Regions from separate parts of the Homo sapiens genome. Here region 2 is linked to region 1. The links are chromatin contacts, found by Hi-C or POLR2A ChIA-PET in ENCODE. All regions are on one chromosome and are shown on one strand. The core of a region is the stretch at or near the end of the contact, and the rest is flanking DNA. Distances in the headings are between cores, read along the strand shown.

The links. Hi-C counts contacts between places; a loop is a spot of excess contacts on that map. ChIA-PET counts read pairs that join two places held with the same protein, here RNA polymerase II (POLR2A). Pooled maps may share reads with other maps.
Region 2: a loop to region 1 is called in a pooled map, with 3 times the contacts of the local background. The contact joins the enhancer-like site here to the promoter of PCLAF in region 1. A Hi-C loop is called at or near these places in 1 of 168 maps with a recorded cell type or tissue (naive thymus-derived CD4-positive, alpha-beta T cell), 10 of 37 single-sample maps with no recorded cell type and 12 of 50 pooled maps. POLR2A ChIA-PET finds 5 or more read pairs at or near these places in 11 of 52 experiments (CD4-positive, alpha-beta T cell, CD4-positive, alpha-beta memory T cell, CD8-positive, alpha-beta T cell and 7 more).

What each region holds. Positions count from the first base shown.
Region 1 is chr15:64,379,394-64,385,371 of GRCh38, forward strand. PCLAF (PCNA clamp associated factor) reads right to left here and starts at 2,048. Exons shown (of 4, transcript NM_014736.6): 1 at 1,933-2,048; 2 at 1,565-1,645. The coding sequence starts at 1,978. RefSeq lists an enhancer at 1,709-2,219.
Region 2 is chr15:64,880,801-64,886,883 of GRCh38, forward strand. No RefSeq gene overlaps it. Among named protein-coding and RNA genes, the nearest start is that of ANKDD1A, 28 kb to the right of the region's middle. RefSeq lists an enhancer at 3,258-3,477. Within about 2 kb of position 1,556, at least 20 of the 41 ENCODE cell types and tissues checked have a DNase peak (open chromatin) inside an H3K27ac peak, as active enhancers do; they include CD4-positive, alpha-beta T cell and CD8-positive, alpha-beta T cell, where a contact is called at or near this core.

The sequences.
Region 1 (5,978 bases), core at 798-3,297:
ATCATTTGAACCCTGGGGTCAAATCTGCAGTAAGCTGTGATTGCACCACTGCACTCAAGCCTGGGCAACAGAGTGAGACCCTGTCTCAAAAAAAAAAAAGAAAAAAGAAAAGAAAAAGAAACTTAGTCTAGTGGTACAGGGTATAAGTTACTCTAAAAAAATTCATCAACTTCTATTTCCTTTTATCTGAAGAGATAGAAATAGTAAATGTTTTCTAATGAAATGTTTATAATAGGGAGAAATTTGAATTGACTTTAAAACCCATGAAGTCCTAAACAGTGTTCACCTTTATGTTCTTAATTAAATCTTGTAGCGTTAATCTCCCTGTCTGCCAAATTTCCTACTGAAAGGAATGAGGCACCAGATGGCAGGGCATTTTCTCATCTACTCCACGCACAGAAGGAGCAGCGTGAAGCTATTTCCTTTGCCGGGTTTCACTCCTACTCTCCCAAAGACAGTATTAGGAGCTGCAAAGTTGGAGAAAACCCACAGACATCATACTCAAACAAACAAACAAACAAAAAAGAGTAAGGAAGAAAGGAAAAACAAGCAAACAAAAACAAAAACATTTTTATTAAAGTTTAGTAGACATTGCAATGAGCACTCAGCACTGTTAACGATTGTTCAAACCCTTAATCTACTAAGGGGGCTTTTAAATAGCCTCTAACAATATTTAAATAGCCTCTGTTATTATTAAGAAAAATAATAGCTGGGCGTGGTGGATCACGTCTGTGTTCCCATCACTTTGGGAAGCTGAGGCAGGCAGATCATGAGGTCAGGAGTTTGAGATCAGTCTGGCCAACATAGTGAAACCCCATCTCTACTAAAAATACAAAAAAATTAGCTGGGTGTGGTGGCGTGCACCTGTAATCCCAGCTACTCAGGAGGCAGAGGCAGGAGAATCGTGTGAACCCGAGAGGCGGAGGTTGCAGTGAACCAAGATCACACCGTTGCACTGCAGCCTGGGCAACAGTGCAAGACTCTGTCTCAAAAAAAGAAAGAGAAAGAAAAAGGAAAATACTAAACCAAAAAACAAAAATTGATAGGCTGGCTGTGGTGGCTCATGCCTGTAATCCCAGTAGGAGGATTGTTTGAGCCCAGGAGTTTGAGACCAGCTTAGGCAACATAGTGAGACCCCCATCTCTACAAAAAATAGAAAAAAAAGCCCGGCGTGGTGGCATGTACCTGTAGCCCCAGCTACTTTGGAGGCTGAGGTGGGAGGATTGCTTAAGCCCCATAAGTGGAGGATGTAGTGACCAGTGATTGCACCACTGCACTCCAACCTGAGCAACAAAGAGAGGCCCTGTCTAAAAAAAGAAAAGAAAAGAAAAATAGGCTTGAAGATAAGGTGTGTCGGTCCTTAACTCCAAGGCTTGAAATTCCCTTCCATGAGACCTCCCCCCCACCTCTACCCTAGCCGGCCAAAAGGCCCAGCCTCTCTTATTATATCACAGGGCAAGGAAGAAATTCGGGCGTGAGTACCTCAAGAAAAAGAAATTCATGGCAAGCCAGGGGCTTGCAGGTGCCAGGACTGATCCCCTAACTTTAGGAGGGCTCTTCTTACCTTTCCTCGATGAAACTGATGTCGAATTAGTGGCAGAGGTGGAAGAACCAAGCACCTTTCTGGGGGCTCGAGCAGCCACCACTGTGAAGAGAGGCAAAAAAGGGTGTTCAGAAGGGGCAGGAGGGTTCCGACACCGAGTCCTGGACCCCAGCAGCTTGGAGAGGAGAGCCTGGCGATCCAGAACAGCAGGATAACCTTACCCTGCCCCTGCGACTTCCTCTTCTAGGTAAAGGGGCCAGGCGGCTACTCCCTGGCTAGCTAGATGAGTTTGGCGCACAGGGCCCAGGGGGACCTCTGGCGTCTGTCGCCCGTGGCCAGGCTGCCGGGAGGACCCCCCCGCCCTCCAGTACCACACTCGATCGCCTCACCTTTTCTGTAAGTGCCTGGAACACTGTCTGCTTTAGTCCGCACCATGTTCAAACAAGAAGAGAGGAGAGGAGAGAACGAACTGACTTCCCAGCCGAGGGTGTTTCACTGGACAAGGACCCGAAAACTATCCCGCCACAGTTTATATTGGTCTCTTTCCCGCGCGCTCCAAGGTCTCTCCCGAGCCACCGCTCCCATTGGTTCCGCGCCGTTCCCCCTGAACCAATTGCCAATGCCCAGTGGTGACAGCGGCGAGGCTTCTTGCAGCGCGAATCCGTCCATCAACACGCAAAGGCCTAGGATTCGTAGGCGCCCCAGGTGGGCGGTACCAGGACTCTCCAGGGGTACCCGACTAGTGGGTGCTAAGTTTCTGAACTACAGAAATGAGCCTGCTTAGAAAAGAAAACCTAGCAAAGACAGCGAATTACAAACGATCTTCAAAAGTTACTATAGCTTTAAGTCCATAATGATTGACTCCTGGAGGTGAAACCTGAAATTAAGCGGACTTTTTGATGCAAATCAAAATTAAAAGAACTTGAGAACTTTCCTTTAGTCCCCCAGGCATGAACTCTTTGTACAGCATCCATACTAAAACAATTCTATGGAATGGGGAAAAGGAAGCTAATACAACTTGTTTACAAGGGTTTTTTTAAATGTCTTTAGGATGATGTGAGACTAAACAAAAACTAGGGGGATTGTATATACATACACACATAAAAAGAAACTAATAAAACGTCTTCTTGAGAACCGAATGGTGTCAGAGCTCCTAAATAATCTGCCAAATCTGCCAGGAGCGGGGACTCATGGCTGTAATCCCAGCACTTTGAGAGGCCGAGGCGGGCAGATCGCTTGACCCCAGGAGGTCGAGACCAGCCTGACCAACACGGTGAAACCCGTCTCTACAAAAAATATACAAAAATTAGCCGGGTGCAGTGGCATGTTCCTGTAATCCCAACTACTCGGGAGGCTGAGGTGGGAGGATGGCTTGAGTTCAGGAGACGGGAGATTGCTTGTGCCTAGGAGGGAGAGGTTGCAGTGAGCCATAATCACACCATGCACTCCAGCCTGGGCGACAGAGCGAGATCCTGTCTCAAAAAAAAAAAAGAAAGAAAGAAAGAAAAGAAAAGAAAGAAAGAAAAGAAAAGAAAAAAGAAAAGAAAGGCAAGGCAAGGCAAGGAAATGAAATGAAACGAAACGAAACGAAAAGACCCTGCCAAATGTGGTAAGACCACATCGCTGTCACACAGTGAGCATAACTCTAGGATAAAGGGTCATAATTTTTTTCTATCTTTATGCTTACCTTCTAATTACTCACAACACCCCTGGGGAGTGATTTTCACTCTCTAAATACCATACATAAAACAGAATCGGTCAGGCATGGTGGCTCACACCTGTAATCCTAGCACTTTGGGAGGCCGAGGCAGGCAGATTGCCTGAGCTCAGGAGTTCGAGACCAGCGTGGGCAACATGGTGAAACCCAGTCTCTACTAAAATAAAAATAAAAATAAAAAATAAAAAATTAGCTGGGAGTGGCGGCATGTGCCTGTAGTCCCAGCTACTCTGGAGGCTGAGGCAGGAGAATTCCTTGAACCCGGGAGGCGGAGGTTGCAGTGAGCCGAGATCACGCTACTGCACTCCAGCCTGGGCGACAGGGCGAGTCTCCGTCTCTAAAAACAACAACAAAAAACAGGATCAGATGAACTTGCTTTGGGATGTATTCTGTTAAATGCTCACTTGAAAGGCTACTCTAGAAGTGTAAACACAGCATTAATTCTCTCCAATGAATTGCTCGAACTTAGAATTAGGCTACTCAGTACTTTAACAGAATCAACAACTGCACTCTGTAACACAGATTTAAGGAATCTAGGCAACAGGTTAAATTAACACAATAATAGAAAATGTATTGGCAATTACCTGTAGTTTTGTCTTAACCTTGGTATCTAAGGTTACAGCCAAATCAACCGGAAAAATCCACAAGACCCAGGGCATTCCTTTGTTTTTTGTCCTCATGGCCCATCTCATTGCACAGTGGTTTTTTTGTGTGTGTGTTTTTTTTTTTTTGAGATGGAGTCTCACTTCTTCGCCCAGGTTGGAATGCAGTGGCGTGTTCTCGGCTCACTGCAATCTCCGCCTCCCGGGTTCAAGCAATTCTCCTGCCTCAGCCTCCCACGTAGCTGGGATTACAGACACGTGCCAAAACACTCGGCTAATTTTTGTATTTTCAGTAGAGACAGGGTTTCACCATGTTGGCCAGGCTGGTCTCAAACTCCTGACCTCAAGTGATCTGCCTGCCTCAGCCTCCCAAAGTGCTGGGATTACAAGTGTAAGCCACCACACCTGGCCAGCACAGTGGTTCTTAAATGCCATTATTTCCTTTCCAGTTTAAGTGGCTTCTACATAGGTCTGAATTACTTAATTTGAACTTATATTCCAGATTCCTGCAGAAAGAATAAGATAGTCTTTTCTCCTTGCCCACCTGCCAAGCAAGTTGCCAGAAAGAGTATCAAATATATATTTCCACCCGGGGCAGTCTACATATTACTATAGTTGTGTGTTTGTTTTTGTTTGCATGTTTGTCATTTTAACACCAACGATGATAATGAAGAATGCATGCTAGAGAAAAAAAAAAAGTGCTGATGCCTAGTAAAAGTTCTTCATTGAAATGTTTGCTTTGCAGAAGCAATTAAACACAATTTTTATAATGAAATAAAACACAGAGAGTGGTGTGGAGTGAACCTGAAAATTTCAAAGGCCTAGGGCATTAAGAAAAGTTACAGTATGTATCAATACAATTTCTGCCTAAATTTATTTATTTTATTTATTAATTTTGAGACAGAGTCTCACTCTGTCATCCAGGCTGGAATGCAGTGGCACGATCTCAGCTCAATGCAACCTCTGTCTCCCGGTTCAAGCAATTCTCATGCCTCAGCCGCCCATGTAGCTGGGATTACAGGTATGTGCCACCACATCCAGCTAACTTTTGTATTTTCAGTAGAGACAGGGTTTTACCATGCTGGCCAGGCTGGTCTTGAACTCCTGACCTCAGGTGATCTGCCTGCCTCGGCCTCCCAAAGTGCTGGGATTACAGGTGTGAGCCACTGCAACTGGCCTGCCTACATTTATACCAAAGAAAATCTTGGCCGGCGCAGTGGCTCATGCTTATAATCCCAGCAATTTGGGAGGCAGAGGCAGGTAGATCAACTGAGGTCAGGAGTTCGAGACCAGCCTGGCCAAAATGGTGAAACCCCATCTCTACAAAAATACAAAAACTAGCCAGGCATGATGGCTGGTGCCTGTAATCCCAGCTACTTGGGAGGCTGAGGCAGGAGAATCACTGGAACCTGGGAGGTGGAGGTTGCAGTGAGCCCAGATCATGCCATTGCACTCCAGCCTGGGTGATGGAGCAAGAATGTCTAAAAAAAAAAAAAAAAGAAAAGAAAAGAAAAAAGAGATCTTTAAGTCTTGCTAAATGGGTGTGCTTGCATTGCTCAGGCAGAAATGTAATTTAACAAATGACAGTAATAATAAATTGCATTATAATTACATCATAATTAACATATGACTTATGAGAAAAGAATGCCTTTTTCTTTTTTTGAGACAGGGTCTCACTCTGTCACGCAGGCTAGAGTGCAGTGGTGTGATCACAGTTTACTGCAGCCTCGCCTCCTGAGCTCAGGTGATCCTCTTCCAAGTAGCTGGGAACACAGGAGCTTGCCACCACACCTAGCTAATTTTTAGGTTTTTTTTGTAGAGACAGGGTCTCCTGATATTGCCCAGACTGGTCTCGAATTTCCGAGTTCAACCAATCCTCCCACCTCAGCCTCCCAAAATGCTGAGATTACCGGTGTGGGCTACGGTACCCAGCCACCTATGTTATTCTGGAGGACGTACTTATCATAACATGTATGACATACTAAATTATATTATATGAAAAAACTTAAGTCATAGTCTCTGCCTTCAAGCACTTAATGTTTTAGTTATGGAGACTGTTATGGTTAATTTTAGGTGTCAACTTGACCAGATTAAGAAATACCTAGAGGGCTTGTAA
Region 2 (6,083 bases), core at 306-2,805, 500 kb after region 1:
CCCTCCTCCTGTCCCCTCAAGACCCAGTTAAGATTGGCTCCAGAAAATTTTTAAAAAGTGGCCCTAGACTATTCAATAAATAGAGTTAGAAATTTGGTTACCCGTTCGAAAAAGAAAAAAGAAATCTTTACCTCACACTATCCACAAAAAATCAACTCTAGATGGATCAATAACTCAAAAAGTTAAAGTTAAAACCTTTAGGCCAGGCACAGTGGCCTATACCTGTAATCCCAGAACTTTGGGAGGCCAAAGTGGGAGGATCATTTGAAGCCAGGAATTCAAGACCAGCCTGGGTAACACAGCAAAACGTCATCTCTACAAGAAATACAAAAATTAGCTGGGCGTGATGGCACGTGCTTGTGGTTCCAGCTACTCGGGAGGCTGAGGGAGGATCACTTGAGCCCGGAAAGTCGAGGCTGCACTCAGCCATGATTGTGCCATCGTACTCCAGCCTGGGTGACAGAGCGAGTCCCTGTGTCAAAAAAAAAAAAAAAAGCCCCCAAACCCAGGCATGGTGGTTTGAGCCTGCAGTCCTAGCTACTCGAAAAGGTAAGGCAGGAGGATCACTTGAGTCTGAGAGTTCGAGGCTACAGTGAGCTATGATCTCACCACTGTACTCCTGCCTACGTGACAGAGCAAACTCTTTACAAATCAATTAACAAAAAGCTAAAAATTATAATAGGAAAATTAACAAAAGATATGAATAGGCATTTCACTGAAGAGAAAACATGTCTGGCTAATAAACATGAAGACATGTTTAACTTCCTTAACATTCAGAGAAATGCAGATAAGCCCCATAGTGAATATCATTTTACATCCATTGGTTGGCAAAAGTTAAACACTTTGGGATGGGTGCAGTGGCTCACGCCTGTAATCCCAGCACTTTGGGAGGCCGAGGCAGGTGGGTCACCTGAGGTCAGGAGTTTGAGACCAGCCTGGCCAACATGGTGAAACCCTGTCTTTACTAAAAATACAAAAATTAGCCGGGCATGGTGGTGTGCACCTGTAATCCCAGCTACTCAGGAGGCTGAGGCAGGAGAATAGCTTGAACCCGGGAGGGAGAGGTTGCAGTAGGCTGAGATCGTGCCATTGCACTCCAGCCTGGGTGAGAAGAGCAAAAATCTGTCTCAAAAAAAAAAAAGTTAAACACTTTGACAGTACAAAGGGGACAAAGGATATGGACCATGAGCTCTCTTTTGCTCAGTTTTTGGGAGTAAAAATTGGCACAACTACTTTAGAAAACAATTTGACATGTTCATGTCAAGCTGAACGTATATCTAACTAGAGTGGTTGAGTGACTTGCCCAAGGTTATAGCTAGTGCATTTCAGAGCTGGGATTTGAACCAAACTGACTGGCACCAAAGAAGGGCAAAGGACACTGATGAAACACTCCCAGACACTGGGGCAACGGCTGGCCAGGGCTGGAATATTCTGTGACCCCCACAGGGGAAAACTAAGTGAAATATCTGAAAACATCACAAACATAGACACACTATCACAGCCTCACAGGCAGAAAGGGAACTTACCAGGCATCTGGCCCTGACACAGCATGAGCTCTGGAATGATGATTGCGGGTACACTGCCCTCCCTCCCTTCGTTTAGCCACTGTGCAGAGTGAACACCCACAGGTCTCAGCATGTGACTCTCTTCTGCAAGAGTCAGCCCAGTGGGGAGACAGACACTCCGGAAACCTAGATATGTGCTGGGCTGGGTGGCAGTGCCACAGCTGGGCACTTTACTCCCCAACATAAATGTAGGCATTTCTGTGTCTTGTGAGCCCATGAATCCTCATAAGACCCTGTTGAGTTGGGAATTACTGCAGAGCTGTAACAGACAGAAAACCTAGGCCCACAGACAGCCAGTGACCTCCCATGGGCACACAGTTTGGGTGTGGCAGAGCGCGGTATGGAATCCAAGCCTTCTGGTGCTAAACCCTGCAGGATTCTGGCAGGTCACACTCCAGGCTCCCAAGCCAAGCAAGCGTTTGAAAATGCCTTCCCATGTCCAGTCGCGGTGGCTCACACCTGTAATCCCAGCACTTTGGGAGGCCAAGATGGGTGGATCACTTGAGGTCAGGAGTTGGAGAACAGCCTGGCCAACATGGTGAAACCCCGTCTCTACTAAAAGTACAAAAAAAATGAGCTGGGCGTGGTGGCACGTGACTGTGATCCCAGCTACTCAGGAGGCTGAGGCATGAGAATTGCTTGAACCCAGGAGGCAGAGGTTGCAGTGAGCCGAGATCATGCCACTGCACTCCAGCCTAGGTGACAGAGTGAGACCCTATCTCAAAAAAAAAAAACAAAAAAAAAACGAAAATGCCCCTCTGTGAGCCACAGGCTCTGCCCCTGCAGTGGGCTATCTACCTGTCCTAGCTTGCTTTCTTCCTCAGAAACAGATGTTTCATCCTCCTACCATTCTCTTGACTGACTCCACAATTGTGGCTAAGACAAACTGGGTGAATCACATCTAAAGCAGAAGCAAGTCTGCATGAACCCCAACACTTCCCCAGTCAATTTCCTGTGTTAGGTTCAGAGGGGTCATTTCAAACTCTCAGCATGTTCAAGACGAGACTGCCTATAAGGCCACGTCTTGGGACATGGTTTAGGGGAGGAGGTAGGAATATGTGGCAGGGCCCTCTGGCTATACGGATCTCCCTATCTGCTGGAAACTCCACCACTAAAACCATTCCTTTGTATCATTTCCCCAGAGGGATCTTGATAATTGTGAAACGCCAAACAACTTGCCAGCCATGAGTCCCAAATCACAGCTATGAAAGTGCTTTACAGTTTATAAAGTGATTTCACAGCGAAAAATGGGTTTGCTCCTCATAACAACTATGAAAGTTAGGGCAGCAATTTAAATGTGTCCATGGAATAGATGAGGACACTGAGTGAGGCCCTGAGAGGCAGAGGAATTCCTCTGCCAATCAGAGCCCACACTTGAATACAGGTCTTTCTACTCCACATTGCATGTACCCCTGATAACTGGGAGTTGCCTTGGGAGCAGATGCTGATGGGACACAAAACAGGCAGATTTTGATAAGAAGGCAGATGATGAGGTGGAAAGGCTCTGAAGAAAGAGGTGGATGGCAGAGCTTGGCTAGAGGGGAGCAGGACTCCCCAGGGAATCGAGGATCTGGGCAGGGGAAAGGGTAGCCTGGAAGCAGGGAGAGGTGGAGGATGAGCTCTGGGAGCCAGAACCTGAATTCTGTTCCGGCCCTGTTCTGAAGCCTGAGGGGCTGGAGTGGACTTCTCCTCTAGGATCTGTCTGCCCTGTCTGCTCTGAGGACCTGCCAGCTCTCCTGGGAGGCGCTCAGGGCATCTTGTGAGCCTGTCAGCACTGACCTTGTCACGCGGCTCATGACTGCTCCTCATCCGACCTCAGATGAGTCAAGAGGGGAAGCAGGCGCAAAGGGCTTCCAGGGGATTCCCGGGATGCAGGCAGCTTGGGGCCCTAGGGGAAAGAGCCTGGGGCTCTTCAAGGCTGGGCTATGAAGCCACCCTCCTCCCAGGGTTGAGGGGCAGTCAAAATATCCCCAAACCTAATGTGATTTCTCACCTGCCAAGTGGCAGCAGTGTGGCATCGGGGCATAAAAGCTGCTAACAGTGGGGAAAGGCCTGGCCCAGTGCCAAGCAGGCTGTGGGCGTCCCTAGAAGAATGAGCAGCGCAACTACAGCAGGAGTCCCAGGCCCTGGGCAGAGAGACACCCCTTTATCGAGACCTACTACCTGCCAGGCACTTTATTTATTGGTAAATTTAATCAGATTTTGAAAACCACAAAATCTGGATACATTTGCATTGTGGTATTTGTTGTAATTGTTGGATATAATTACATATACATGCTATAAAATATAAGATAGAACTAGAACAAGAGTTCTTAATCTGGCATCTAAGGGAACCCGAAAGATCAAAGGATAGAGTTCAAGGAGTCTAAAAATTTGGAAGAGAAAAAATATATATCTTTATTTTCACTAATTTCTACCTGAATTTTAGCATTCTCTTCAACGATGAATGTAGGCAACAAACCACAGCAGTATTAGCAGGACTCGTGATGATGTCACTAGCAATTACAAATATTTTCAAATCATATAACGGTTTTTGAAGATATTTCAAAATATGGTTTATACTCATCACTATTTCAAAATTACAGCAGTTATTGGACCTATTATTAGCTCTTGATCTTCAGGCATTAATTAGGAAGCACTATCTAGTACTATGTCGAAAAATTTTTTTTAATTGTTTGATGACTACATTTTAATACAACTGGTTTTCTTTGTAAGCCTATGCTAGTTTATTTTGTGCATTTCAGAACATTATTCTGAGAAGGGGTCTGCAAGTTTTTACCAGATGACAAAGGAGGCCATGGCACACACAAAAGAGGTTAAGAACCCCTGATCTAGGTCTTCCCTGCAGTATTTTAGGATATATCCACATTTTAAAAATGTGGATTTTGGCCGGGTGCGGTGGCTCACTCCTATAATCCCAGCACTTTGGGAGGCCAAAGCAGGTGGATCACTTTAGCCCAGGAGTTTCAGACCAGCCTGGGCAACATGGCAAAACCTCATCTCTCCAAAAATTATAAAAAATTAGCCAGGCATAGTGGCATGCACTTGTAGTCCCAGCTACTCAGGGGACTGGGGTTAGAGGATTGCCTTGAGCCCAGGAGGTTGAGGCTGCAGTGGGCCATGATTGTGCCACTGCACTCCAGTCTGCTGGGTGACATGAGACCCTGCCTCAAAAACAAAAAAATAACAAAAAAAAGCCGGGCACAGTGGCTCGTGCCTGTAATCCCAGCACTTTGGGAGGCTGAGGCGGGTGGATCACCTGAGGTCGGGAGTTCGAGACCAGCCTGGCCAACATTGTGAAACCCCATTTCTACTAAAAATACAAAAATTAGCCGAGCATTGTGGTGCATGCGCCTGTAGTCCCGGCTACTCGGGAGGCTGAGGCAGGAGAATTGCTTGAACAGGGGAGGTGGAGGTTGCAGTGAGCCAAGATTGCGCCACTGGACTCCAGCCTGGGTGTGACAGAGCAAGGCTCTGTCTCAAAAAAAAAAAAAAAAAAAAAAGATTTTGATTTTTTAAAGACAATTTTCCAGTCACATCAGAAAGTTGAGTGCTGATCTGATTATTTCACTTAATTGCATAAAATTCAACTCTGTGACATCCCTGGACAGTGAGCAACCCACAGCTCCTCAGTTGAAAAGTCTTCCCCCAGAAAAGGCATATACATTGTTTAACTTAAAAGCTGCATGTTGGCCGGGCGTGGTGCCTCACGACTGTAATCCCAGCACTTTGGGAGGGCGAGGCGGGTGGATCGCGAGGTCAGGAGTTTGAGACCAGCCTGGCCAACATGGTGAAACCCCGCCTCTACTAAAAATACAAAAATTAGCTGGGCATGGTGGCAGGTGCCTGTAATCCCAGCTACTGGGGAGGCTGAGACAGGAGAATCGCTTGAACCCTGGAGGTGGAGGTTGCAGTGAGCTGAGATTGTGCCATTGCACTCTAGCCTGGGGGACAAGAGTGAGACTTTGTCTCAAAAAAAAAAAATGCATGTTTTTCTTCATACTTATGTCTAATCATCATAATTAGACAATGTCGTAAGAAGAATAGTTAAAGGACTATTCTGGCCAAGGGCCTTTTGGCCAGAAAAAAGGCTGGCGGTAGAGGGCTGGGGGAGAGGACACAAGACAGCTATCTTGTTCTTATGAAGGGCGGCCCTTACATTCCTGTGTGCAGATCTGGAAGCCCGACAAGGACTCATGGTTTGAAATCAGGACTCCAGGCCAGGCGCGGTGGCTCACGCCTGTAATCCCAGCACTTTGGGAGGCCGAGGCAGGCGGATCACGAGGTCAGGAGATCAAGACCATCCTGGCTAACACAGTGAAACCCCATCTCTACTAAAAAATACAAAAAATTAGCCGGGTGTGGTGGCGGGCACCTGTAGTCCCCGCTACTGGGGAGGCTGAGGCAGGAGAATGGCATGAACCCAGGAGGCGGAGCTTGCAGTGAGCCGAGATCGCACCACTGCACTCCAGCCTGGGTGACAGAGCAAGACTCCGTCTCAAAAAAAAAAAAAAAAAA